Regions from separate parts of the Homo sapiens genome. Here regions 2 and 3 are each linked to region 1. A link is a loop called in an ENCODE intact Hi-C map of the cell type or tissue named here. Cell type or tissue: ascending aorta. All regions are shown on one strand.

Evidence for each region. Peaks named below come from ENCODE experiments on the same cell type or tissue, not always from the same donor. Only the 100,000 strongest peaks of a DNase experiment are listed, where the experiment ranks them.
Region 2: a loop joins it to region 1, with 4 times the contacts of the local background. A loop is called at or near these places in 60 of 110 quality-filtered maps.
Region 3: a loop joins it to region 1, with 4 times the contacts of the local background. A loop is called at or near these places in 40 of 110 quality-filtered maps.

Annotation. Positions count from the first base shown.
Region 1 is chr16:87,274,947-87,282,946 of GRCh38, forward strand. All of the region lies in intron 3 of LOC101928682 (a long non-coding RNA gene), which reads right to left. Among named protein-coding and RNA genes, the nearest start is that of C16orf95, 38 kb to the right of the region's middle. RefSeq lists an enhancer at 4,097-4,602. In ascending aorta, a CTCF peak has its summit at 3,858 (motif pointing left); a DNase peak (open chromatin) is centred at 3,865; H3K4me3 peaks cover 811 bases.
Region 2 is chr16:87,064,404-87,072,403 of GRCh38, forward strand. No RefSeq gene overlaps it. Among named protein-coding and RNA genes, the nearest start is that of LINC02181, 11 kb to the left of the region's middle. In ascending aorta, no CTCF peak of the experiment used is centred here; a DNase peak (open chromatin) is centred at 4,092; H3K4me3 peaks cover 3,795 bases; H3K27ac peaks cover 4,900 bases.
Region 3 is chr16:87,197,260-87,205,259 of GRCh38, forward strand. No RefSeq gene overlaps it. Among named protein-coding and RNA genes, the nearest start is that of C16orf95, 120 kb to the right of the region's middle. In ascending aorta, a CTCF peak has its summit at 6,100 (motif pointing right); DNase peaks (open chromatin) are centred at 4,032 and 6,102; H3K27ac peaks cover 2,881 bases.

The sequences.
Region 1 (8,000 bases):
AGAATTCCTCCCTCCCAGAAATACCTCGGAGTTTGCTCATAAGGTCCTCCCCTGATTGGATAAGGCCCACCCACACTGTCAAGGGTAATCTGCTTCCCTTGAGGTCAGCTGATGGGAGAGGCTGACCACATCCACCAGCACCTTCTCAGCAGCACCCAGATGGGTGTCTGACTGGACCATTGGGCACGGGAGCCTGGCCACAGGACATGTGAACCCCACCGTCAGCCCATCAGGGTCTGAGCCAGGTATCAGAACCCGCCCAGGTATAAGAATCCACTCGCGTGTCAGAACCCAGGACCCAGTGATACCAGAGGATCGGAACCCGCTCGGGTTGACACACCAAGGAGTCACACCTGCTTCTCACTCCAAAGTGCTTCTCGTAGACACGCTTTTACAGGCTTTCTTTGACATGAAATGTTACTTGGGAGACTCTCCAGCACACTGCAAAATGTAAACTGTGATGGTATGCATATGCGCCTGTATATCAGAGGACCAACATGAGATGTGTTGTTGAAAATCTTTTTGTTGGGTTGCCTCAGAAGGGCTGTCTTGCTAAACAATGGATTCTACAAAGTGACCAAGCAATAAAAAGAAACTTCGAGTTTTAAATTTCAGCTAATTCTCTCATCTACAACAAACCCTTCTTTAATAAAAATGACTGCAATGAAAAAATCCCTAAATAACAAAAAAGCCGCCTGACTCAAATCAATGAGCAATATCACTCCAGCCACATCCAATGGAATGAAACGGCACAAGATTACTGCTATGAGATCCGACCCGTAGAATTCAAATGTGCATGACCTTGTCCTTATGAAATGAATGGTGGGAGCGGAGAAGCCAGCAAAGGAGAGTTACATTCAACTCAAAACCAGGAAGTCAACTTCTCCTAAGAAAGGCCCCTTAAAATGTTCAGGAGAGTTTGTATAATCACAAATACATAGGGGAAAAAAATCGTAAATATACTTTTCATTACGGTTGAAGAAATGGAAGAGAAGTCTACTTTGCAAATGTGGGGGGAAGCCCTCTGACTCATGAAATGGGGGGGTAGGGTAAGGGAAGGAAACATTTGGGATTAAATATTGTCATTTGAGTGGCGCAGCTGATGAAAGCCAGGAAATTCTAAATGTGTGCACCGACAATCTGCCACTCCAATTTTACACTCCGGACTCCTGAACAAAAGCTACACTGTGAGGTGCCTGGGGACGGCGCTGGCGTGACTGCGGAGGGAACGGGGCACAGGTTTCCTTTCAATTTAATGACTTTTCAGTGGTGAGTGTGAAAACCAAAATGTTGTTCTGCGAGGCAAGGCGGACGCTTGGCCCTGCCCCCTCCCCCAAGCACTCCAGTGAGATGATTTCGTGACTGGGGACAGTCATCTTGCCCTGTGTCACCTCGAAGCATTTAAATCCTGCTCCCACCAGCAAGATCCCTCCTGCCCTCCATATGGACGCATGGGGGCAGCCACACCATCCCTGGGTCCTGAGCCCAGACAACCCTGGCACTGTCCCCACCATAGTGAATTAACCCTGGCCATGGCTGATGCTGGCTCTCTACAGAAAGCCAAATGCCAGCGTGCAGGGAATCAGCCCAGGAGGAGACTCTGTGTGTGTTCAGAGTCAAAGAGCCCCTTAGAATGGCAGGCACTGTTCGCTGATGTGCATTCTGGGGTAAATGACAAGGAGACCGTAAGTCACAGTGCCCCCAGGGCTCCCTGTGTTTATTTACTGAGTTCAGCCAACAGCCTCCGAAGTGATTTAGACGGCCCTCCAGATAAAACTCTGGGAGATTCAAAAGGAGCTTTTACAAACTTAACCTTGCCTGGGTGGTGGGCGCAGGCGGGCGGGAGAAAGCACAGAGGAGGCATCGGAAGGGGCCTGGGGCCTAAGACCACCTCCCGTGACCGCCTCTGAAGTCTAGGGGTGGTTCTTTGAGCATAAGACTGAGGTGTCCGAGGGACAGAGGTACCCTAGGCCCCAGGCCCAGGAACCCAGAGCAAAAACAGCTCCGCAAGTCGCCTGCCCAAGCATGAAGCTGCAGAGAGCATCGGAGGAAAAGAAAAAACACCCAGGCCTTGAGACCAGAGGGAGAAACCATGAAGCAATGGCCGGGTGCGGCAGCTCACACCCATAATCCCAGCACTTCGGGAAGCTGAGGCCAGAGAATTGTTTGAGGCCAGCAGGTTGAGGTTGCAGCGAGCTGTGACTTCACCACTGCATTCCAGCCTGGGTAACAGAGCAAGACTCCATCGCCAAAAAAAAATAAAAATGAAAAGAAAGGAGCAGAAGGCCGGGCATGGTGGCTCACGCCTATAATCCCAGCACTTTGGGAGGCTGAGGCAGGCAGATCGTTTGAGGTCAGGAGTTTGAGACCAGCCTGGCCAACATGGCGAAACCCTTTCTCTACTAAAAATACAAAAATTAGCTGGGCATCGTGGCAGGCACCTGTAATCCCAGCTACTCGGGAGGCTGAGGCAGGAGAATTGCTTGAACCTGGGAGGCAGAGGTTGCAGTGAGCCAAGATCGCGCCATTGCATTCCAGCCTAGGCAACAGAGAAAGACCCCATCTCAAAAAAAAAAAAAAAAAAAAAAAAAAAAAAAAAAAAAGGAGCAGGAAGAGAAGAGACATAAATAGTAGATTTGCTGAATCTGAGGATTCTTTCCCTTTCTGCACTTTCAGGCTGAGATCTCTGAGCTCTGAGAAAAGCCACTTGGAACCTCGCCAGTGGCCTCCACCCTTTTTCAGAGGAGAGCAAACACTGGCGCAGCCTGCACTTGTCCCTCCTTGTCAGGGATTTCTTTGCCCTGGCTTAAAGAACACCCCAGCCTGCACTAATGGGCCTAGGGCGATGCCCACACTTGCAGGGACCCACCACACACCGCCTGTCCTCCTCCTCCAGGCTGCCCCGCAGCCCTTCAGCCATGCAGGATGCTTTCCTGCCTCCACACCTCCACCTAGGCTGTTCCCTCTGTCAAATGCCCTTCCCACACGACTTCCCCCTAAGAAATCCTAATTGTCCCTTAACACTCAGCTCAAAAGTCATTTCCTCCAACGCACCTGGGACAGAAGAGACCACACTCTGCCCACGTTCCCCAGAAACTCCAGAGGGAGCAGGACACGCTTACCCCTGTGAGTCTGAGAGGCGGGGTTGGGTGTTCATCTGTGTGCACTTGGTCCCTGAACACGGCAGGTGCTCCATAAATGTCAGGCCCACTCCCCTAGACATCAAGAGGGCTGCATCCTCCAACAAAGCCCCTCTCAGTGACAAGCGTATCTCAGAGCCCCCACAGTCTCTGACCATAGCAACAGGACCAACATCCCAGTCGAAGCAGGGGTGTCCCAGGCAGCAGGCCAGGACCACGCCGCATGTTCACAGGCTCAGTTATAGCCGTCGACCACGCCACGGCGCCCAACCACGCCACGGAGCCCGACCACGCCTCGACCATGCCACGGCGCCTGAACTTTTATCTCCATTTCTCAGGTGAGGACCTGAGGCTCGGGTGGCCCCGTCACTTTCCTAGGGGCATTGGGCAAGAGGCAGGGACTGTGCACAGCCCAGAGCTGCCGTCTCCGTCTCTCAGAAAAGCAGCCCTGAGTCTCAGCCCTGCCATCCTTTCCCACAGGATTTCCAGGCAGGGCTCAAAGAAGTCCCTTCCTCACTCTAAGACGGGTCCTCAAAGCTCGGATGCAGGACCTGAATAGAGGCCTGCGCTCATTGATTTGATTTGATTTTTCCTTCTAGATAACTGGCTCAAATACCTATTGTTTTCCCTTGATCTTAAGGCAGCATTTTCAGGACAAGCAGGAGAGTCTCTACTTGCCTTCACCTCGGGCCATAAACCAGGGGACAGCACCACCTCCTGGCCGGCAGAGATGTGGCGCCCGCTTGGTGTCCGGCTTGCAGAACCCAGCAGCCGCCTCGGACGTCCTGAGCTGCCAGCCTCTCCAGTCCCAGTTAGCAGAGGAAGTCAATAGGGCACGAGTACCTCGTGCTCGTAAGGAAAGCAGGGTGGGCTGGCCTCACTGGGCTCGGGCAGCAGTGCGAGAGTGCAGGTGCTGCACCGTCAAAGGACAGGCACCACCAGCCTGGCCCATGAGCCAGAGGATGCGGGCTTCCTGCAGCTGGGAGCAAGGAGCACCTTGGAGAGGAGCCCAGGGGAGCTCCAGGAGGAGGATGACCGAGCCAAGGGAGCCCCGTCCATAAGCAAGATTGGGGGGCCACAGGGGAAGAAATTAGAGGTGCAGGGCAGACAAAATCAGAAGCCACAGTCGCTCAGTGCCCTGGGTATGACCTGGCACCGGGACACACCTAGCCAATACGTCCTAAAGAGAAACAGGAGGAGTTGTCAGCAAGGAGGCGTGTGTGCCGGCCGCGCGTGACAGTGTGTGTGTGCTGGGGAAAGACACGGATGAGGTAGGCAGGGGCTGCTGCCCGGAGCTTCCACGGGGTGGGAGAGAGAGCAGGAAGGACACGCAGAAGCACACAGATGATGGGGATGCATCATTTGTTCAATTAAATTTCCAAGCAAATCTCTCCCTGGCACTTCCGATAAATACTGCTGAAGGGCAAGCTAGCGTCCCCCGGAGGTAGAGGTCACTTGAACCTTTCATTCATTCACTAACCTGCTCACTCATTCATTCAGTAAATGTGAACTGCACTTCTGTGCCAGGCCAGGTGTTGCAGTAAGCACTTTATCCGCATCATTGTGTCATTAGATTTGTTTTTTTTTTAGGAGTCTTGCTCTGTCACCCAGGCTGCAGTGCAATGGTGCAATCTCAGCTCACTGCAACCTCCACCTCCTGCGTTCAAGCAATTTTCCTGTCTCAGCCTCCCGAGCAGCTGGGATTACAGGTGCACACCACCACACCTGGCTAATTTTTGTATTTTTAGTAGAGATGGGGTTTCACCATATTGGTCAGGCTGCTCTCGAACTCCTGACCTCAGATGATCCATCCGCCTCAGCCTCCCAAAGTACTGGGATTACAGGCGTGAGCCACCATGCCCAGCCTGTGTTATTAGATCTTCAGCATAACCGCCATGCAATAGGAATGAGATATGAAAAATTGTGTCCCAGATAAGTTAGTTAACTTATCCAAAGTTACACAGCTTCTGAGTAGCAGAGCTGGAATTTGAGCCAAGGTTCAGCCCCAAAGCCAAGATATTAATTGTGCTAAGTTCCATGGTGGCCCTTCACGCAGAAGGTATTTACTGAGCTCCTGTCATGGGGCAGGCAGTTGAGCCAGGCTCAGGGGCTACACCAGGGACCAGAACAGAGCTGCACCTGCTCACACCAAGCAGATGGGCAGAGGTAAGTCGTGGATGCACAAACCAGCAAGAGAAGAGGCACCAAGCAGAGCTGCCTCCACCCCGGCTCGCATCTCACGGCTCTGAGCCTCAGTTTTCTCATCTGGAAAACAGGGATAAAAATAAGCTGGTGTGAAAATTTAAAAAAATCTGATACCCAAGACATAACACCCCTGGTGCCCCTAAATACTTCAATGTGTATTTCCTGAAAGCAAAGACATTCTCTTTCTCAAGACAGCACAATCCTCAAAACCAGCAGAATTGCTTGGATACAGTGTTACTATCAAATCTGCTGACCTGACTTCCATTTTACCAAGTGTCCCAATAAAGGCTTGTGTACCAAAGAAAATACTGAACTATGCGTTGCAGTCAGTTGTCACATCTTTTTTATCTCTTTAGTCTTCTTCATCTGGGACATTCCTCAGTCTTTCTGGTCTTTCTCTCAGGCCAGGTATTTGATAGAAAGTTCTTCAGTTGGAGTTTGTCTGATATTTCCCGATGGTTAGACTCAGGGTTTGCATTCCGGGCAGGAAATCCGCAGAAGTTCCATTGCATCCTTCTCGGTGCCGCGTGTCGGGAGGCCATGAAGTCTATCTGTGCATGCATGGATGATGCTGATATTGATTAAGGTGTTGTCTGCCAGCTTTCTTCACTTTAAAGTTAAGACTTCACCCTTTGTAATTAGTATCCTGTGAAGAGGTTCTTTGAGACTATGTAAAAATCCTGTTACCTATGAAATTTTCACACACTAGTTTTAGCATCTACTGATGACTCTTTCCAACATCAATCATTACCATGATGGCGGCCGAGTTGTGGTTTTCTAATCACATTCTATCTTCATCAGCTGGCTCTGGAGCACACCTTCTTCAAGGCAGATTTTCACCGAGGAGTGGGAAATCCGTCTCCCGGCATCCTTCTTGTCCCTACAATTCGTTCTCCCCACAATACTCAGAGAGGACTTCTAAACAAGGAAGCCAAAACATGTTCACCTACAAGAGAGTGAAGGGGGAACCTCCATCCCACTCCATACACAAGAAATTAACTCAAAGTGGATCAAGCCCTTAAATGTAAGAGCCCAAACTTTAAGCTCTTAAAACATGGGGATAAATATTCATGACACTGGGGATTTCCAAAGGATTCTGAGCTATGGCACCAAAACCACAAGCAACAAAAGGAAAAATGTATATATAAACCTCATCAAACCTAAAAAGCGTCAGAGGACACTGTCAAAGAGGAAACAGATAATCCATGGATGGAAATAAATATTTACAGTACCTTGTACTAGACATCTTGTCATATATCTAGTATGAGATTTGTGCCTAGAATATATCAATAATTTTTACAACTCAATAAAAAAAAGATAAATAACCCAGGTGCCTGATAAATACTTGTCCAATAAATGAACTAATGAAAACCATACACACACACACACACACACACACACACACACACACACAATTTACTATGGTGCTTACATTCAAGACAATAGTCATTTTTAGAGAGAAAACTACTATTGTACTAGCATTGATTTCCCCCCAACAACCATCTTCTAGATTAGTGTTTTCATAGCACAGAGTTTGGGAAATTCCACACCAGGAGTTTGCTGTTCACCAAGACTCTCAATAGTTGCCAAAATTAGACCCAAGACTCAATATGGTATGAGCAAAACGAGCGTTTTCATGCACGCCTGGGTGGGGAGTGAACATTGGAACCATCTTTCCAGAGGGTGATTTGTCAACCATAAGCCTTAAACCCAGGTACACCCCTTTACCCAGGAAAGTTCTAGAAAATTACACCAAAGGAATAGTCACAGTTTGATATAAAGACTGGACAACGAAGACGTTTCTTGTAGCCGTGTTCATAATATCAGAAGATGAGATGTTACCTAAATGACTAACGTTAGGTAGTGATTAAATGCATCAGGGTGCACCAAGCCATGCCATGGAGTGCTATGCTTCTGAAGATGAAATCATAAAGGAAATCTGACATGGAAATTGTCATAGCGTATTGTGTAGTGGGGAAAAAAAGTGGGTTGTAAAATATTATGTAGATATAACAAATAAAGGACTTGTATCCAAGATACAGAAAGAATGTTACAATGTAAAAATAAAATGATAGCTAATTTAAAATGGGGCAAAGGGCCAGGGGCAGTGGCTCACGCCTGTAATCCCAGCACTTTGGGAGGCCGAGGTGGGCTGATCACCTGAAGTCAGGAGTTCGAGACCAGCCTAGCCAACATGGTAAAACCCCATCTCTACTAAAAATACAAAAATTATCTGGGTGGCGGCACGTGCCTGTCCCCAGCTACTTGGGAGGCTGAGGCAGGAGAATCGCTTGAACCCAGGAGGCAGAGGTTGCAGTGAGTCAAGGTGGCGCCATTGCACGCCAGCCTGGGAGACAGAGGGAGACTCTGTCTCTAAATAAATAAATAAATAAACAAACAAACAAACAAACAAATAAAATGGGGCAAAGCATTGAGGAGACATTTCTCCAAAGAAGATTCAGAAATGGATAGATACCAATAAGCACACGAGAGGATGTATCAGGAAAAAAGCAAGTCGCAATCACAACGAGATACCACACGCCATGTCTGCTAGGGTGGCCAGAATCAAAAAGACAGACAATAGTTGGTAAGGATGAGGAGAAATTAGAATCCACACGCAATGCTGGTAGGAAGGCAGTAGTGGAGCTGCTGTTG
Region 2 (8,000 bases), 210 kb before region 1:
CATTAAAAAAAATGTGTCCTAGGACCCTAAAATCAGGCTTGCTATTGTGTTACAGGCACACTTTACTTCATTTCGGGTGTGTGTGCATGTGTGTACCAAAGTATTTAAATTTTGTAAGTTAATTTCTCACTCAATAGAGTTGGAAAGATCTGGACATTATAAAGGCAAACTCATTTTCTGCTGGAATGAAATGAGAAAACGAAAATTTTAAAAATTCATTTTATTAGGTAAATTTAGTAGGGACTCACTGGGAGCCTCTGAAATACACCAGCCCGCTTCTGCTTACTTTCTCCGTCTTTCAGAGTCTTAAAATGAAAATCAAAGTCACTCCCCCTCCCCTTCTTATCCGATGTTTGCATAGAAATTGTAGAGTTTCTTTTCCTAAAAGTGGAGAATGGTGCTGAGAGCCGAGGGGGTGAGTTCAGACAAGAAGCCCTGGAGAAAGGGAACTCCGCGCTGAAGGCAGGGAAGGCGGCGAGATGGAGGAAGGGGTCAGAGGCGCCGGGGAAGACCGGGGGGCACTCACAGTTCCCGAGTCCGCTTCTGTCTCCTGGTCCTGATTCCAAAAGGAAATGTGACTCTTTTGTGCAGAACCAGAAATGAACATCCAGGAAGTCGGCAAAATCACTAACTAAACAACCAATGGAGGAAAAACAACATTAAAATTCCAAATTTGGGGTTTTTTTTCCATAATGGAACAGAAAATGAATTGAAGGGAGGGGAGGGGAAGAGGACAGTTTTCAGTATATTTTAATTTTTTCCTGTGACCTGAGCTGGGCCCCAGGTTAATCCAAGTTTGAATCTGGAATCTTTGCTCTCCTACATCTACATCCTATAAAGGGTCACTTGACTGCAATAAATTCAGGCTGATCGCAAACCCCAAACTTCGCTGTATGAACAGTCTAAGCTCCTGCCGACGATCTGAAATGAGTTTTCCTATGAAAATATACTTTAGAACTCAGCGACCCCCACCCTAACGAAGGCCTTCAATGACAGGAAATGTTTGCCATTTTAAGCACTTTTTATTTGCATTTGCTCTGAAGCTGAGGGAGTTAGAGGAGAAACGTACGTTTAATGCTGGTTGTGAAATTAAGATGGATGGAGGAAGTGTGGACGCATGTGTGTTTCAAGGACCCAGACCGGACATCCTGGGTCCTGCAATTAGCCTCAGCAACAAGGGTAACTTTGCTCTGAATTCCCACAAAAGCAAGAAAGAGATTGCCTGTTGCAGTAGGGCCGTATTTTACATTCTCTTGTGTTGTTGATAAATTGGAAGAGAAATGCTTCCTCTTTTCAGCCGGTTAGACTTATGAAAAATGGCATCTTGCAGTGTTTGTGGGGTGGAGATGTGTTTGTGCGAGTGTTTTCTCTCTGGGATCAAAAGAGGAAAAAAGATTTTTTTTTCCCCAAAATCACCTAAATACTGGAGCTCCGAAACACGCAGCATGTGTATAAAATTGTCCTTCAGAAATCCATCTTGAATTTTTTTTTAAAGTCCTCTCTTTGATCAAAAGCCGGCAAAGAATTACATTTTTCTCCATTCTGTTGCATTTCACATGGACTAACACAGGGTGAGCCTAAACAAACACGCGGCCTGGCCATGAGTGCTTCTTTCAGTTCGAGTAGCTTGAGGTGGGCTGGATGCATTTAGGGGGGTGAGGGGAGAGGATGACAGTTGGGGGGATTCGTTAGAAGGAGGGGAGGAAGGCTACAAACTTTAGGGGAAGCTAAGACAGAAATAAACCCGTGATGAAAAAAAAACGTAAAACTGCCTCCCCGCACGGAGCCTGCACCGCGCAGCTTCACTGTTGAAATTCTTCTGCCCGAAAGATAAATGGCCTACTTTATTCAAGAGTGTCAAGTAGGGAAAACAAAACAAAACAAAAGCCCTTCAAAGTATATTTTCAGAAGATAATCTACTAAGAGGAGTGTGCGGGGGAGAAGGGCCGGCTCCGGGTAGGACATTCTGAACAAGGACCCCTGAGAACCTAGAGCTTTAATGGAGACAACCAAGAAAAGCCAGGGCTGGGCTGAGGCTCTTCAAGGGACAGGAAACCGGCCGACTCCATCCAAGCCCCCATGGAAATGGCTGCTCAGGGCCCCCCACGTGCAGCGTCTAAGCCACCAACAACACAGGGCCTCCCTGGCACCCCGGACGGTGTGCGAAGCTGCGGTGCAGATCCCGGGCCGTGGGCATCTTGAGCCACCACTGAGAGTGACGCCCTTTGTGTGGCATCTTCTCCAGTTGGAGGAAGGAGATGCCAGCCGGGCCAGTGACTCAGAAGAGGTGCCCTGTCATCTCTGCAGCCAGCCGGCATCTCCACGCAGGCCTTAGCGTGTGAAGGTGAGGGGACCTTCACCTCTACCAAGGCAGAGAACAGTCCCCGTGACCCCAGAGACTGCCCTAGAATCCCCCTCGCCCACAAGTGCAAGGACCCCGTAGCAGAGGGGCAGTGATCCCTGCTATGCCCCCCACAGCCTGGGAGCCACCACCCTGCCTGTTCATGTCCTAGGGACCCAAAGAACTTCCCCCAAACCCAGCCAATTGTATGGACAGTCTTTTGCCTGGCGTGGGGGCCAAGTGGACAATACCACACGGAGGACGGTGCTGAAAATTTCAAAGGAGAACCGTCTGAGGCGGCTTTGGCATTTCTCCTTTTGCTGCATGCAGAATGCGCAGAGCCCTCCATGCTCAAGGCAGGCGCCAAGGGGGGCAAGGTAACGTTCCCTGGAGCCGCAGGCCTGGGGCGTGATTTATTAGCGGTGGCACAGGCCCGGGTGGAGTGCAAGGGAAGGCAAGGCGTTTTCTAGATGTTTAAGGTGGAGGAGAGGGACCAGGACACTTGTTACAAACGCTGACAAGGCCAGCTGCCACGTGGACATTCGGGGACCCAATAACCTAGCGGCCGTCTCCCCCGCCCACCTCTCCGGGTCCTAGGCCACTGCGCCAGTGAATACTCCCCGGGCTCTTGGCTGCTCACATTCTAGTTTTCAACCGTGTTGTGGCTGACACAACCCCACGCCTGGGGCTAGCAGGGAGCTGACAGCTTGGTGAAGGTGAGAGAGCGAGAGAGAGGGTGTACCCGTGGGGGAAGAGAAAACAAGAATGTTCTAGAAGGGAGACAGAGCCCAGTTCCTTGACCCAGAAGGCAGGCGCCATACACTTTTCTCTTTCACTGGTCTTTCCCTAAAATGCCAAAAAAATAAACCAGGGACGACATAAATGTACGTGCAGAAAGAGTTTAGAGATTTCATGCGTGCGCACACCCGACTGCGTTTTATTTTTACTTTATTTATTTGAAACACCAGGTCGTGTCTTCCTCCTAGAGGCCCTTTTTCTGACTGTGTTACCCCTGCTCCCACGGAGCTTCCCTCTTTAATGTAAACGAAGGCATTTCCCAGAGCCTTTTGCTGGAATGTTCTAAAATGCAGCATCGACACATTTCTATTTCGTTTTATTGCAGACTTTATTTTACGGCTCTGAGTGTGTGGGGTGTGTGGAGCCCGGGCCAGGGAGGAGGGTCCGGCTGCGGAGGAGCTCCCTGACGGTGCTGTCGGCCTCAAATAAATCCCAAAAAGTGACGGTCGAGCTGGCGAGAGAATTTGGGAAACCAACAGACAAAATATACAGCACAGCCCGTGGGCCTCCCCTTTACGAGCCACGGAGAGCTTCGGGGCTGGAGGGCCGGGGCCTGCGAGGCCACTCATTAGCGCCTGATGAATTGGACATGGGGCCGATGGCCCTCCTGGGGCAGCCAAATGCTCGAAAACCAAGTTTTATTAACCTAATAAAATGAGAGGGAAAAAAGTCAGGAAAATTTCAGCTGGAAGAATAAATGCAGGAGAGCGCAGTCAGTGAACCGTCTTTGAGTATATTCAGAATTATATGGGAGGCCAGGAGCAGCTCCCAAGAAGACCCTGCGTGCGCCGCTAATGTCTGATTTGGGCAGATCAGCGAGCAAATGCGACAACAGCCCACAGGGATGTGTTACAAATTAGTGCTTTTTCATCTTATTTAACACCAAAGCCAGGGAATGCGAGAGGAAAGTGGCCAAGGCCTGTCTTCCCGGCAACTTGGAGCACAAAAGGGATCCTGCCCCAGCCGTCCGAGGTCGGGGAGGGGAATGTGTCAGCCCCCAGGAATCTCATCCAGCGCCTGCCTTTCAGAAAGTGAAGGATCATGAATTAGAGCAAATAAATCAAGCGCACACAGGCATGAGAGGGTTTCTTTTATACACAAATACCTTCTGGACCCTACACTTTGGAACCAACCAGGGCCTGTGAGCGTCTATTTTAGGACACTGGCTAGTGGGAGCTGCGGCCGCATAGCTCCCGGAGCCGTGAGTGGCCATGTCCCGCAGGCCACTGCTGTGTGGACATAAGAACCCGCTTTGTCCGCGGGACTTTACGAGGCCACCCGCTTACTCACCTTGGACCCCCAGAAAGCAAGAGAGCAATTTATGATCTCTGGATCCCCGGGCAAAGGCGGCTGGAGGCCTGTGTTTGCAGTGTCCCTGCACAGGAAGGGAGGACAGCCCAGTGCCAGACGCGTCGGTGAGAGCACGCGCAGGAGAGGGGCTCTGCCTTCAGTCTGGTTCCTGCGTAGGTGCCCGCCAGCCTCAGTGCTGGCACCGCTGCACGGTCACGGATGTGGCAATGCACCCACAGAATCAACAAGCCCCGGCACCCACAACCGCTGCCTCCTGAGTCCAGCAGAGAAAGGAAAGTCTAGCCCGACCCAATGGGCCAGCACACACCTCCCCACAGGCCGTCCCTTCGTGTACATATGTACATATATGCACTCATATGTTCTATAGACGTCCCCATGTTGTCCTCTGCTCCCTTCCTGAGCCGTGTTCTATCCTCTGGGTGCAGTGCCTCTACCGCAGCCATGTTTCAGGTCCTTGCCGAGCACTGATGGGAATAAGTCGGTCCTCACTTGTGTATTCATCAGGCATCCAACTCCTGGGCTTTTTATGCAGCTCTGAAAGTTGGGACTGTTCCTTTTTTTTTTTAAGTTGCTTTAAAATGTCACCACTACAGGGGATTTTTAGAGTGACAAAACTATTTGTATGATACTCTAGGGCTGGATATTTTTCTTTACATTTTCTTTACATTTGTCCAAACCCATAGAATATTCAACACCAAGAGTCAACCCTGATGCAGACTGTGGACTTTAGTTAATAATAATGTATCCATTTTGGCTTATGGGTTGTAACAAACATAACACGCCAATGCAAGACGAGAATAATAGGGGCATGGGGAGGATTAGAGGGGAACTCTATTTCTGCTCAGTTTTTCTGTAAATGTGAAACTACTCTAAAAAATAAAGTCTAGTAATTTAAAAAATTCACTGCTAAAATGATAGGATTTTTTTTCTTCGCCTGTTCTCTTCCAGTTTGGTATTTCCTGGGAAAAGACTTTCAGAAAGTAGCAACGTTCAAAACAAAACAAAAAACTCGCACCAATGCGCAGCTATTCCTGCCTCCCACCTGAGGCCACTCCGTGCAGGGTCCCATCTCGGAGGACATTTTCTGAGACTGATCTCAGCAAAGACAGGGGTGTTTGGAGCGTCTGCTGCAGTGACGACAATGAAAGCCAAGTTGTTTAAACTGTATTCTCATTCATTTTTATTTGTTACGCTAATGTCCCATGGCGCTGAGTGCAGTGACAAGATCACTTTAAATAAACTGAAATTCTGCTTTCCTTTCGCAGTTGACGCGAACCAATTTACAGTCCAGTGTAAGCCTGTCAACTGGGATTAAAGGATAATACTACCCCGTCCTCGGAGGCCAGAGAGAAGGGTTGAGTCTGCCCACCCACGGTCTGCAAACCTGCCACAGGTTTACAGAGGAGGTCTCCTTTGGGAGGGGACTCCGGGGTGATGGTTTACCTGGGAGTTCCTGGCTCAACATGTGCCTCCCCGTCAGGCTTTGGCAGGAGATGGTCCCCCCTGCCGGGTTTGGCAGGAGATGGGCCCTGTCCCTGGTTAGAGAGAGAGAGAGAGAAAGAGAGAGGGACAGAGAAGAGAGAGACAGAGATAGAGACAAAGAGAGACACAGAGACAGATATAAGAGGGATAGAGATAGGCAGAGATAGAGAAACAGAGGGAGGGAGAGAGAGACAGATAGAGATGGGGAGGGAGAGAGACGGACACAGCAGTGCATATAAACCAGAAGCAGTGCCACCCTGGTGTCCTCCCTGGGGAGAGACATCTGCAGACACCATCATTCCACTGTGGATGCGGGCATGGCCGCTGGGCTGACCCTGGGACCATGCTCCACACCAAGCGTCAGCCCAGCCCTCTTGCAGTTTCCTCCATTTCTGCAGCCAAGGGGATGCCACCGGGTGGTGGTGGGACAAACTCAGGCGCCCTCCTCCGGCTCCTCTAGGTGGAGGTTGGAGGACGGGGGTGGTCCCATGACTTCAGAAGCTGTGCACACAGGGAGAGGCTGGGAGGATGTTGCTGTGGCCAGCGCCAGCCCTGCATGGCGCAACCCCTGTGCGATGGGATTCCTCTCTGCACTGGAACCCAGGCCAGTTGCAGCTTGGGGGAGCAGATCCTGGCCCCTCCACAATGGGGGGATGCATTTCCAGCCAGCTCCCATTTCACAGAAGGCCAAAAAAGGAGGGACACTGGGGAACTCCTTGCACTGGGATTTGGAATCTCAGGCCCCTGTGAACAGGAGCCCGATTCCTGCCCTTCCGGGCTCAGAGAACTTCAGCCGTTTCTGAACCTCTGATCCTTGCTTACTCCCCTCATGGGTAAAATTTCACCTACTTCCCAGGCTGTGAGGATTAGAGGTCATCAGTGCTATCTAGCATGAAATACACACTCAAAATGTTAAAGGTGGGTGTTGTTCATATTCCGTGAGGCTGTTGACCATCTCTTGCGGGTGGGGGCGGTCAGGCACCAGAAGAGGCACAGTGAGAGTGCTGGAAATGCCTGACACATTGGGATCCTCCCATTCACAGTCCTTCCTCGTTATTTTCTAGTCTGAGCCACAGATGTTTATATGGCACTTCTTAACTGGTGGTGGCATTTAAAAATAAACTTCAGCTAGTTCTAACCATAAACAAGAAAAAATTGTCAGAGTTTATGTTTATATGGTGCTTCCAACCAGCCAGTCTAAGTACCTAGCACATGTTAACACCTATAACCCTCACCACACTGCACCAAGTCCCCTAGAAGGCAGAGGCTGTTTCATTCCCATTTTACAGGTCAGAGAACCAAGTCAAGGGAGGAGAAGTGATTTGCCAACTGCTGTTTAGCTCATAAGTGGCAGCGCTGGGATTTTTTCTTTTTTTTCTTTTTTTCTGACGGAGTTTCACTCTTGTCACCCAGGCTGGTGCAGTGGTACGATCTCAGCTCACTGCAACCTCCGCCTCCCAGGTTCAAGCAATTCTCCCACCTCAGCCTCCCGAGTAGCTGGGATTACAGGCACATGCCACCATGCCCAGTTAATATTTTTTGTATTTTTAGTAGAGACAGGGTTTCACTATGTTGGCCAGCCTGGTCTCCAACTCCTGACCTCAAGCAATCCACCCACCTCGGCCTCCCAAAGTGCTGGGAGAGCTGGGATTTTAACCCCACCACCTGGTCCTGGGTCTGGGCACCTGGCCACTAGGCCATGACTGCCTCTCGTAAGCGGAGGTGACTTGAGGGGCCGCCTCTTGCTAAGGCTGGTTATGAAAACCCAAGAGCTAAGAAAAACACGTTCCACTCCATTCATTTCTTCACCAAAACTGTTTTAGGAAACAGGAATCAGAAAGGAAGCCTAAGGGGAAAACGCTGGATTCAGAGGAGACTTGACTGGAAAATAGGCTTGGCTGAGCCCACAGTCACGGGAGGGCTGTTTTCCTACCTGGACACCAGGATGCCGTCGGACGAAATATGCTGACTCAGGATCCCACTTGCCTTTCCAGATGTCAGCTGGCAGCGGATCTCTCCTGAGAGCCTGGAAAGACTCCAGGGGTTACAGCCCCTACCTATGGCCCTT
Region 3 (8,000 bases), 78 kb before region 1:
GAAACACTATTTATGTCCCCATTTTATAGCTGATGAAACAAAGCATGCAGAGTTTGCATTCATCAGGGTTCTCCAGAGAAACAGAAGCAGTATATACGTATTATAAGGATTGGCTCATGCCACGATGGAGGCTGGGGAGTCCCGCAATCTGCTGTCTGCAGGCTGGAGGTCCAGGAAAGCCTGGTGGTGGTGCTGTAGTTGGAAGTCGGTCCAGTTGTAGTTGGTCCAGGTGGTGTGGTGGGAAGGCTGAGAGCTGGACAGCCAAGGGCATAGATTCCAGTCCAGATCTGAAGATCTGAGAACCAGGAGTGCTGAGGCAGGAGATGGATGTCCTGGTTCAAGCAGCCAGGCAGACAGCAAACCCCACTCTCCCCTGCCTTTTTGTTCTATTCAGGCCCTCAACGGATTGAATGGCACCCACCTACACTGGGGAGGGCCACCTGCTTTCCTCAGTCCACCAATTCAAATGTTGGCCTCTTCCAGTAATCCCCTCACAGACACATCTGGAAATCATGTTTAAGCAGCTACCTGGGCATACTTTCACCCAGTCAAGTTGACATTAAATTAATCAGCACAAAGGTGAACAGCTCACACCAGGGCACAAAGCTCACAAGAACAAGTAGGCAGGCCAGGCGCAGTGGCTCACACCTATAATCCCAGCACTTTGGAAAGCCAAGGCAGACAGATCACTTGAGCCCAGGAGTTTGAGACCAGCCTGACCAACATGGTGAAACCCTATCTCTACTAGAAATATAAAAAGTAGCCAGGAGTGGTGGCACATGCCTGTAATCCCAATTGCTTCAGAGGCTGAGGCATGAGAATCACCTGAACCTGGGAGACAAAGGTTGCAGTTACCCAAGATTGTGCCACTGCACTCCAGCTTGGGAGACAAAGTGAGACTGTCTCAAAAAAAAAAAAAAAGAAAAGAAAGAAAAGAAAAAGAAGAAAAAGAACCAGTAAGCAGAGCCAGGGTTTGAAGCCAGGCCTCTCTGCTGCCTTGTGTTCTGCACTTCAGGAGAGCCTCGAAGGTGGGAGCCACTACTGCCAACCCACAGCCAGAGCCACCTCTTCCTGAGCCTGGATGTAAAGTGTGGCCACATGACCTGCTCTGGCCAAGCAAATGGGAATGGAAGTGACATGTGCCCCCTGGGCAGAAGCATCCTGTGGCTGGAACCTCTGCTCTTTAGCTCTCCCTTGCCCAGCCCAGAGGAAGTGCGTGCTGACATGGAGGTGCCTCTAGATCAAAGCCACCTGGACGCTGAGCACATTTATAGGCGGTAGCTGTCCTGGTGAGCATTTGTTGACTATATCTCTGTGATATAGTCACAGATATATATATATCTGCCCACAGTTGACTATATCTCTGTGAGAAATCAGCATTGGCTGCACTGTGACCCTGATACGTGGGACTGTTTCTCACTGCCACAGAGCCCAGCCCATTCTGAACAACGAAGCTGTTTGTGTGACTTGCAAATGAAGAGTCTTGCCTGAGCCCCACGGGCCAGCATGAACTCTCACCGCTTTTCAATCAACTGAATGCCTCATCCTGTTTGCTTTTGCCGATTACATTGGTATAGTAAGACAGGCTTCCTCCTGGCCAGTCAGGGTGCTTGGCGGCGTCTGTACTGCAGGACCCATACGAGAGCATCCCCAGGGTTTTACCTCTCCCAGCCCATTGGCAACAGATGCAGTGACAGTGATGCCTGGAGACAAAGCCTGGATCACAGGCTCAATCTCTGACAGATCGCAGCCCCTCGGGAAGCCCATGGACTGTTCAGCGGGTGCTATTTCTGCTTGAAAATTACTTCTCAAAACCTTGCAATAAAAATGACCAAAGATGACCACGGGGCAGTGCAGGGGGCACCTTGAAACTGACGAGATAAAATACAGGGGTATTTGACCATGTGGGACCCGCAAACACCACAGAGTATCTAATAATTTCAACAAGCGATAGTCTCTAAAAACAACAACAGCACCACCCAGGCTGGGTGTGGGGGCTCACACCTGTAGTCCCATTGGGCGGCTGAGGCAGGAGAATCACTTGAGCCCAGGACGTCAAGGCTGCAGTGAGCAGTGATTGCACCACTGCATGCCAGCCTAAGCAAGAGAGCAAGACCTGCTTCAAAACCAAATGACAACAACAACAACAAAACACCCACAACAACAAAAAAACCCACAACAACAAAAAAAAACCCACAACAAAAAAACACCCACAATAACAACAAAACACCCACAACCACCAAAAAACACCCACAACAAAAACACCCACAAAAAAAAACACCCACAAGAACAAAAGAACACCCACAACAATAAAAAACCAACAACAAAAAACACCCACGAGAACAACAAAAGAACACCCACAACAACAAAAAAACCCACAACAACAAAAAAACCCACAACAACAACAAAAACACCCAGAACAACAACAACAACAAAACACCCACACCATTTTGGTTGCATCGTGAGGGAGTCTCAGGCACTAGGTCTCGCCCTCAGACTCCCACTATTGAATGTTCTTTCTTGGGCTCATTTTCAGTAATAAACAGTCTCAGAGCTCCAGAGCAGCCCGCCCAGCCTTCCCAGCATGAACACGCATCTTCCTAAACAACGCTGCGGGTCAGTAGTAAGATACTTACTAAGTGCACACTACGTATTGGGCACTGTGCTCAGCCTCAGGGACCCGTCAGCGAATGGAGACCCAGCCCTCAACTCCCAGTCTCATGAGGGAACAGACACAAAAGGCACATCTGCAAATGGCCAGGACAGGCCTTGGGTAGCCCTGCTCAGGACTGGAACTGTGGCCCTCGGGCGCACTGCCCAGGCGGGGGTCCTTGAGCCAGAATGATCAGCCAAAGAGAAGTCTGAGCTGCAACTTAAATGAGAAAGGCAGTGTTGAGGATGCACTTACCACAGCCAGAGCTGAGACAGAGAGGAAGACTCGGAGGGGACACTAGAGCCATCTGTGATTGAGGGGCAGTCCCATCCACTCTACATCCCCTCCATCCCCCAGTGCTGGGTCTGGGCTAGGACAGACATGGAAGAAGGCCATCAGGTGTGGCCACTAAGAGTTCACGTGCTGGGTCAGACACACACAAGTGCTACTCTGACCTGTCACCTCTCCACGCAGTGTTCTCAGCCAAGAAACCTCCCCTAACCACAGACTCCTCACCTGTAAAGTGGAGAGAATGATCACATTTGCCCCCAGATCTTTGCTCTCCTGAGCATTTACCCCAGAGAAGTTCAAACTGAGGTTCACGCAAAATCTGTAAACAAATGTTCATACCAACTCTGCTTGTAATAGCCGAGAGGTAGAACAAGCCCACTTGCTCTTCAACAGGTGAAGGTATGAACTGTGGTTCATCTGCACTGTGGGGTGCTACTGGGCAAGAAAAAGGAACAAAAGAAAAAAGAAGGAGCTAATGACACACAGGACAACTTGGGAGGACCTCCAGGAAACTATGATAAATGAAAAAAGACAATCTCAAAAGGTTACTCTATGATTCCATCTATGTAACATTTTTGAAATGTTACATAAAACATTTAATAACATTTAAAGTGTTACGTAACATTTTAGAAATAGAACACAGATACGTGGTTGCCAGGGGTCAGGGAGAGGGGTGGGAGATGGGATGGGAGGAAGGTGGGTTGTTCCCCTCTTTGTGTCCATGTGCATTCAATGTTTAGCCCCTACTCATAAGTGAGAATATGCAGTATTTGGTTTTCTGTTCCCGCATTGATTTGCTTAGGATAGTGGCCTCCAGCTCCACCCATATTGCTGCAAATGACATGATCTCATTCTTTTTTTTATGGCTGTGTCCTATTCCATGGTGTGTATGTACCACATTTCCTTTATCCAGTCTACCATTCACGGGCATTTAGGTTGATTCGGTCTCTTTGCTATGGACTACACCCATTTTAAGGAGGTGCAGACTGAAGCCACACAGCTCATAAGCAGCAGTGTCCAGCTGGACCTGAGCTCTCCGATTCCAAAGCCTGTACATTTTTCAGGAGCCTCATGAGGCTGAGCCACGTCACACTGGCAGCCCACACTCTGGAATGAGTCAGTCCCCAGGGAGCAGAACAGCATCCGTCTTAACTGTTTGTGGAGGTGAGGCCAGATGAATTTCTCATGCTACTTTTTTTTTTCTTTTTCTTTTTTCACTCTCTTTTTTTTTTTTTTTGAGACAAAGTCTTGCTCTGTTGCCATCTCGGCTCACTGCAACCTCTGCCTCCTGGGTTGCAATGATTCTTCTGTCTCAGCCTCCCAAGTAGCTGGGATTACAGGCTCATGTCACCACATCCAACTAATTTTTGTTTTTTTGGTATAGATGCGGTTTCACCATGTTGGCCAGGCTGGTCTCAAACTCCTGACCTCATGATCCACCCGTCTCGGCCTCCCAAAGTGCTGGGATTATAGGCGTGAGCCACCGGTCCCGGCTCTCATGCTACTTTTAAAAGCTCCTGGCCCCTCAAAACCCATCAGAACCACCCTACCACCCACCTCTGACCTCCAAGCTCCTGCCCCTGCCTGTGTTCTGTTCCCTCACACCCTGTTGCTGGCACTGCCATACCCCTAGTGACTTTTATTCTCCAAGCACACTCAGTTTCATGTAAAACCATGGATTGTAACAGGCACTCCACTCTGTGTTTTATCCTCGCTTCCTTCTTTGGGGAAACTGCCCCTCCCAGCTCCAGCCTTGGGGCACCCACACACCTCAGCACATGATTGGCCCAAAGGGTAGGCATGTGATCTAGGCCAGTCCAATGAGAGTCAGCCCTGGGATTTTCCATCATAGAACAGGACAGACATTCTCTGTCCCTTCCTTGTTTTTACGCAGTAAGTTGGTTAAGATTTTCCTGGATTTTTTTGTATGCTGAGTAATTTTGATTTGTATCCTGGAATTTGGGAGAAATATGAGGAAAATGCTGCAAGGATGAGAGCTCAGAGTGTTCCCTGGCCATAGGCACCCCACCTTATGAAGAAAGCCTCAATGCAACGGAGGGAACAGAATGACAATTCAGAGAGAGGTGGACACCTGTGATGGAGGGGGGAGATGAGGACATGACAGCATTTGCGTTTCCAGATTTAGACTTCCCTGGAACCAGCCATTCCTACGTTTTCCCCGGTTCAGTTAAGTGAGTAAATTAACATTGTTTTACTTAAGCTTTGAATTTAGCAGGCTTCCACCTGCAGCCATAACTGTCCCAACTAAAACAGTGAAGAAGCCATCAGAAGGGCCTGGGATGGAGGATGAGGTGGAGTCAACACTCTCCACCCTCTTCTCCACCGAATGCAGCTGGGATGTCCGACAAGAATGCATGGAGCAGCTGTGTGAGGACTCTGAACTGTAGACCCAGCAGGCAGACTAGAAAAAAAAATTCAGTTTCACTGAACTAGAGCTGAGTCTCCCATTATTTCCCCCAGTATCCCCAGCCTAGACTCAAAGTGACCTCAAAATGAACACAGGTGCCAGGGTCAGAGAAAGAGCGCTTCAGGAGAGGGAAGGGGGACAATGAGGCAAATCTCAGTTTTCTTTTTATTTTCTTCTGTTCTGTTGCACCCCAGTTCTCCAACAATTCCGTGGCTTTACTAATGACAGTGACTACTGCATGGCCCATGGGCTCCTGAAACTCAGAGTGGGCAGAACCTTCCTCTCTGATAAGAAAAATCTGTGTTTCCACGAGATCAGAGTGGACCCCAGGTGTGTGTTCTCTCTCTCTCTCTCTCTCTCTCCCCCTCCCCCTCCCCCTCCCCCTCCCCCCCCCCCTCTCTCTCTCTCTCTCTCTCTCTCTCTCTCTCTCTCTGCTCCCACCTCCTAGTCCCGGACTTGGCCACAGTTATGAGAAGTATGTGGCAAAACAGAATAACTGACAGCTCAGCTTTCTGACTGCACAACCCCAAAAGGAAGCCCCAGGGAGCCTGAAAAATGCCAGGGAGATTGCAGAGAGGGCAGAGATCAGGAAAGAGACAGTTTAAAGTTGTTCATGAATCCTGGGCTCACCCTTAAACTGCACAGGCACGCATTTGACCCTACACAGCAGACCCAAGACATTGAGAACGGAACTCGAGGATAAACCGTCGCCAGGCCCAGGCCTGGCCACTGGGTGGCGCACGCACAGGACAGCTCTGAAGAGCACTGCCCTGCTTTGACGACTGAGTGGCCACTGGGAGCACAGCTCGCAGAGGCTGCTCGGAACCTGTTGCCTGAATCCAACCACCTTGATTGACCACTGAAACCAAACTATCAGCATCCTCCATGGCATTTAAACAAGACCTAGAGCCTCCTAATATAGGATGCAAAATTCCAGGATACAGACCAAAATTACTCAGCATATGAAAATACAGGAAAATCTTAACTTGTACAAGTAAAGATAAGGAACAAATCCCAACAGCAAGATGACACCAGTGTTACAATGATCAGAAAAAGCCAGGCATGGTGGCTCCCGCCTGTAATCCCAGCACTTTGGGAGGCCGAGGTGGGCAGATCACTTGAGGTCAGGAGTATGAGACCAGCCTGGCCAATATGGTGAAACTCTGTCTCTACTAGAAATACAAAAATTAGACAGACATGGTGGCAGGCACCTGTAATCCCAGCTACTCGGGAGGCTGAGGCAGAAGAATAGTTTGAACCCAGGAAGCGGAGGTTGCAGTGAGCCGAGATCACACCACTGCACTCCAGCCTGGGCAACAGAGTGAGACTACGTCTCGAAAAAACAAAAATAAAAATAAAATAATAAAATAATAATAATAATAATAATAATAATAAGGAAGTATCAGAAAAGTCTTCGAAGCAGTTATTATAGAAATACTCCAAGAAGCAAGAGCAAACACTGGTAAAGCAAATGGAAAGATAGAAAGTGTAAGTAAAGAAAGAGAAGATATACAGAAAAACCAAACTGAACTGTTAGAACTAAACAATATGATAATCAAAATTTTAAAAGTCACCAGATGGGCTCAATAACAAAATCAAGATAACAGAGCAATGAGTCATTAAATGTGAGGATAAATTAATAGAAATCGTCCAACCTGAATAACAAAGGGAAAAAGAAGCAAAATTTTAAAACCAGAAAAAAAACAAATGAACAGAGACTGAAGCACCTGTACCAGACGCCTGACGTCCACATCACAGGAATTCTAGATGGAGAAAAAAGAGAATGCAGGGTAGAAAAACATCAGAGGAAAGAAATGTCTCGAATTTGTCAAAAAGCAAAACCTCCAAATTCAAAAAGTTCAGTGAATCCCATAAAAGGGTATACTCAAAGAAACCCATGCCTAGACACATCAGAGTCAAAATGCTGAAAGCAAAGACCAAGAAACAATCCTGAAAGCAGCCAAAGAAAAACAATGTAACAGGAAAATAATGAAGCAAAAATTGATAGGACCAAAAGAAGAAACAGACAAATGATCAATTATAGTTGGAGACTTCAATCTTATTCTCTAGGTAATTCAGAGAACAAATAGGAAGTCAGCAAAGATAAAAATGAACAGAATGGCCCCATCAAGCAACTGGATGTCATTTACATTTACACCACACCAACAACAGCAAAAAAGGAAGAAAAAGAAAAACCTTCTCTTTGAGTACACATAGAACATTCACAAAGGCTGGGCATGGTAGCCCACACCTGTAATTCCAATACTTTTTTTCTTTTGAGACAAAGGCGATAAGGTCTTGTTCTGTCACTCAGGCTGGAGTGCAGTGGCGCAATCTCGGCTCACTGCAGCCTCGACCTCTGGGCTGAAGCAATCATCCTGCCTCAGCCTCCCAAGTAGCTGGGACTACAAGCACACACCAACACATTTGGCTAGTTTTTAAATGTTTTGTAGAGATAGGGGCCTCAGGATTACAGGTGTGAATTACCACACCCAGCCTAATCTCAGTACTTTAGGAGGCCAAGGCAGGAGGATCACTTGAGGCCAGGAGTTTGAGACCAGCCTGGGCAATATAGTGAGATCCTGTCTCTACAAAAAATTTAAAAGTTAGCCAGGTGTGGTAGTGCTT